Linked DNA regions of Homo sapiens: region 2 is linked to region 1. A link is a loop called in an ENCODE intact Hi-C map of the cell type or tissue named here. Cell type or tissue: IMR-90. All regions are shown on one strand.

Region 1 (2,500 bases):
TCTCCTAAAAATACAAAATTAGCCAGGCGTGGTGTCACATGCCTGTAATCCCAGCTACTCGGGAGGCTGAGGCAGGCGAATCACTTGAACCCAGTAGGCAAAAGTTGCAGTGAGCCAAGATCATGCCATTGCACTCCAGCCTGGGCAACGAGAGTGAAACTCTGTTCCCACCGTCCCCCCGCCCCCCCCAAAAAAGGAGCATGTGATTTAAGAGGAGAGCAAGGCATATAAATAAAGGATTATAATATAATAAGAGCTACCATCGAAGGTTGTGCGGTGTGAAATGTAAATCTAAGGTAAGGCTGTTAGAGAAAGTTTCTCTGAGAAAGTAACATTTGAGCCTAGTCTTAAAGAATGAGGGGTCCAGATTTGAGGAAAGGAGATAAACGTTACAAGGAAGGGAAACAACATATGGGAAAAACCCAGAAGCACGCAGATGCAGAAATGGGAAGCATGCGTGAGGGGGAGTGTTGGAAGATGAGGCTAAAGGGAGAAGGCAGACCTGAGTGGATGCCTACAAAGGCGTTTGGAATTTAATGTGTAGCCCAAACGGGGAAGTCATTAGAATATTTTAGACAGAGGAAGGACATGTGCTCTTTCTGTTCTCTGTCCATGTCTTCCCTTTAGAGATTTTCCCTTCAGAGACCTTGTTTTTCCCTATCGTCACTACTACTTTCTCTGCTAATGTTTTATACCTACTTCCCTGCCAAGCTAATTTATTTGATTAGAGTAAAATGGTCTTAGGTTGCAGTTTAGAACATCCTAAAAATCAGGAAGTTTGTGTCCCCTACCCCCTGATCACAGTACATTGTGACCCTGATTGCATTTTGTTGCTTGAGAAATTGACTGACTATGGTCATCTCATTCCATTCTTATTGTTACAAGGAAAAAAGAATGACACCTTCGTTTATAAAAAGAATTCCATATGTTCTACTAGATTGCCAAAATGAGGGTGGACATGAAAACAACTGAATTTGTACACTTCAGACTTTATTAATATTTTTTGTTTAACCCTTTTTAGGATTTTCATTTTCTGGGCCTAGATTATAAATGGGCACACTAGACTTGAAGTCAGGAGAGCTTCTTTTCTATGGAGCTACTAAAATGCTCCTGGCAATTGTTCTTTTCATTTTTGACCCATTGCAGTGCATCCACAATTGTATGGTTGTTTGTGCAACATCGTCTTAGCCAGTCTCATAATAAACCATTCTTTGGAATTTTACAAAGATGTCATTCTTGGCACCTAAACAGAGAATCATTTGTGCCTAACCAATCATTTTCCATTTATGAATCCTGTTCAATTAGAAAGTAGTTTATGAACAGTGTCCTGTTTTTTAAATGTAATTTGAAATAGCAGGTGGCAGACTTGCATTTTATATTACCTAGATATCTCAAGCCTTTATGCTTACTCATTCACACGGGTCTGCTAGTGAAGCCAACTGTATAAGGTGTGGGAGGTAGGCAAGCCTCGGGGGAACCCAGGGCTCATTTGGTTCATTGCTGCCATCTGCTGGGGCTTGGCTGCTGGCATGGGAAGGCTGCCCACGAGAGAGCTGAGCCATCCTGAAGGAACCTCTGTATACTTCCAGTACTAATCAGCTATTATGTTTCTAGGTGACAACCTACCCCTAACTAAAAGGACTTTATGAACTCTAGAGCATTATATCAGTCAGTGTAAAGTGGCATTAGATTATGTTGGTAACACGTACTCTACAGCAAACATGAGGCTCAGAGAACGAAGCAACACACTAAGGACTCAAAGATCCTAGAGTATCAGAACTGGAAGAACCTTAAGCCAGATGTGGTGGAACTTTAGTATATAGTTACATGAGTCGCCTAGGCACTTGTTAAAATGCAGATTCCTGGGCCTAGCCCAAGAGACTTTGATTCAGTAGGCCCAAGCTGTGTCTCATTTAACAAGCTCCCCACAGGGTTCTGATGCAGGTGGTCTAGCACCATGCTAGAGAAAAGCACTACCTTAAATATACAGACAAGAGCTTCTCAGCCATTTTTCTTATTAATGCCTCACTTCAATCAATAAGAAAAATTACATCTTCCATCAATGGGATGAGTCATCATCATACCGTAACTAGTTCTTTGAAGCACACGCACACAAATTATTGTTGGATTGCTTTGTTCTGCAACAACAACAAAAGAGTCGCTTTTAAATAATTATCTTGGCTGGGTGCAGTGGCTCAGGCCTGTAATCCCAGCACTTTGGGAGGCCGAAGTGGGTGGATCACCTGAGGACAGGAGTTCGAGACCAGCCTGGCCAACATGGTGAAACCCCATCTCTACTAAAAATACAAAAAATTTAGCTGGGCGTGGTGGCATGCGCCTGTAATCCCAGCTACTTGGGAGGAGGCAGGAGAATCGCTTGAACCTGGGAGGCGGAGGTTGCAGAGAGCCGAGATCATGCCACTGCACTCCAGCTTGGGCAACAAGAGCAAAACTCCATCTCAAAATAATAATGATAATAATAATTAATATTATTATCTTT
Region 2 (2,500 bases), 74 kb before region 1:
TATTTAGTTTTTTGAGACGGAGTCTTGCTCTGTTGCCAGGCTGGAGTGCAGTGGCACTATCTTGGCTCACTGCAACCTTTGCCTCCTGGGTTCAAGCGATTCCCTTGCCTCAGCCTCCTGAGTAGCTGGGACCACAGGTGTGTGCCACCATGCCTGGCTAATTTTTTATATTTTAGTAGAGACAGGGTTTCACCATGTTGGCCAGCATGGTCTCGATCTCCTGACCTCATGATCTGCCTGCCTCGGCCTCCCAAAGTGCTGGGATTATAGCTGTGAGCCACCGTGGCCGACCTAGATTTATTTTTTTAAAGGATTAATTGTCTTCCTTTATTGGACTTTCCTTATGCATTTAAGACATTTGATATATCAGATTTTCCCAAATCTTGCTATTGTTGTGACGACTAAAGAATTTTTCTTGATAGAACTTTCAGCTTCAGCAAGAGCCAAACTTGAATATAAGCTTTTTGCTTTAAGAAAATTCAAATTTTAATTTTATTAAAGACTTTAATGAGAGGAAATTATTTTTAGAATTTAAACTTTATTATAAAATAATAACGGCTTTTAAAATATTTTCTTCCTGCCATATTTTGGTATAAGGTAGTCATGCTTCTCATCATTGCTTTTTCTGCATCTTCTTGAGATTTGTTGCATATGTTGCATTAAGGGACCCTGGATACATTGATTATATACGGTGTGCTTGTAATTAGTTCGTACAGAGTCTCCTAGATTTTGGAGACATCCAAAGATCACTAAAAAAAGATTTTTTAGTATAAATATGTAGGCATGGTTCTATACACTTTCTGCATTTTGATCAATTTATCTGTCTCCCCCAGTGAACTGTATGCTTCTTGAAAACAGTACTGTGTCTTAATCATCTTGATTCCACAATGCCTAGATGGGGCCTTTTGCATAGCAGACATTTTGCTAATGTTAGTGGAATGAAGTAATTCTCTCTGAAAAGATGAATCATAAATGCACTACTCATGAGCCAGGGAATTTCCTGAGTCTTTTCTTAAAACCCAGGTGAATTCTTGTGGAAATATGACTGTTTCTAACCACAGTCATACATTTCCAGGGTATAAAGCTGGTACCATTATGAGACATTTATATGTGTATTATACAATAAGGTAAGGTCTGTCAAGTGACCACACCACAATGCTTGGTGGCCAGTAGGCACACAATAGATGCTAGCCTTTGTTTCCTTTTTCTGATTCTCCTAGGTTTTATGTCAGAGTCACTATAAGAATTACTAAGGATAGGGGAAATTGCCTTTCTGTTTGGACAAATATTCATAGCAGTTAAAGATTCTGTTTTGACATGCCCAGATTTAGAATTCTGCAGGAAAACAGAAGTCAGAGCAGCTGGCAGGCTGAACTGGTACACAATATAACCCAGACAGTAGACCTGCCCAGTGTCACAGTATTTTCTGGGCTGGCTGTTTTAGTCACAAGGTACTTGAGAATTTTATTCACATACACAAACACACACACACACACACACACACACACACACACACACGGTCTTTGATTTAGTGGTTTAGACTAGCTGTGTTTTCAGAAGTTACTTCTTTGTCAAAGACGATAGCCTTTATACTCTTTAATTTGATTTTATGCCCTTTTAAGCTACCTTATTTAGAAGGAGCAGAGTGTATAAAAGCTGTTCCTGGCAAAGGGCCACAGCAGCCTAATAAACAAATCTGACAGGAGCCCAGTTTGTTACTAAGCCAAGAATAAGGCTTCTCTCTGTTCTGACCAGTGAGATTCCTGAAACTTAACTATTTTTTCTTGATTTTTGATATTAATTATATTTGATTGTCATATTACTGTGTTTAGTGTGTCAAAATACAGTCTTGAAAATGATAAGTATTATCTCTGAATCCTTTTTTTTTTCCATTCAAGATAAGCTGTCATTGGAAGGAATAGTGGTACAAAGAGCTGAATGCCGACCAGCTGCCAGTGAAAACTACATGCGATTAAAAAGGTTGGTGTTTTGTAACTCCAGAATGATACCTGATATTTCCCTTTGGGGATTGAGATACGTGTGTTATATCGCCTATTGACTGCATTAAAACTGTGGTTATTGTTGAGTGTTTGCTTCAAAAGCTGTTTGGTTTTAAAAGCAAGTAAGAGTTTCTTTGGCACTAAAGAAATTTCAGTATCTGGGCTGTTTATTTGAGGTATTTTAAGCTACTTTGTTAATACATCCTGGAATCAAAGTTTTTAAACTACATTTTCTAGTTGTCTTTATAAATTTTGATTCTTTAAAGACATGTATAAGATCTTTGTAATATTTTATTTTCCAGGGCTGTAATTTTTCCATAATAAATATGTATCCGAAATACTGTAACTGGGCCAGGCATGGTGGCACATGCCTGTAATCCCAGCACTTTGGGAGGCTGAGGTAGGTGGACCATTCAAGCCCAGGAGTTTGAGACCAACCTGGGCAACATGGTGATATCCTATCTCTACAAAAAGATAGAAAAATTAGCTGGGCGTGGCTG

The links. A loop is a pair of places that touch in the nucleus more often than their neighbours do. Peaks named below come from ENCODE experiments on the same cell type or tissue, not always from the same donor. Only the 100,000 strongest peaks of a DNase experiment are listed, where the experiment ranks them.
Region 2: a loop joins it to region 1, with 2.1 times the contacts of the local background. A loop is called at or near these places in 26 of 110 quality-filtered maps.

The regions. Positions count from the first base shown.
Region 1 is chr13:45,279,738-45,282,237 of GRCh38, forward strand. The region is part of intron 7 of GTF2F2 (general transcription factor IIF subunit 2); the gene reads left to right. Among named protein-coding and RNA genes, the nearest start is that of SNORA31B, 55 kb to the right of the region's middle. In IMR-90, a CTCF peak has its summit at 1,507 (motif pointing left); a DNase peak (open chromatin) is centred at 1,464.
Region 2 is chr13:45,205,526-45,208,025 of GRCh38, forward strand. It overlaps GTF2F2 (general transcription factor IIF subunit 2), which reads left to right. Exons shown (of 8, transcript NM_004128.3): 5 at 1,899-1,980. Among named protein-coding and RNA genes, the nearest start is that of KCTD4, 5.7 kb to the left of the region's middle. In IMR-90, no CTCF peak of the experiment used is centred here; DNase peaks (open chromatin) are centred at 956 and 1,666; H3K27ac peaks cover 1,577 bases.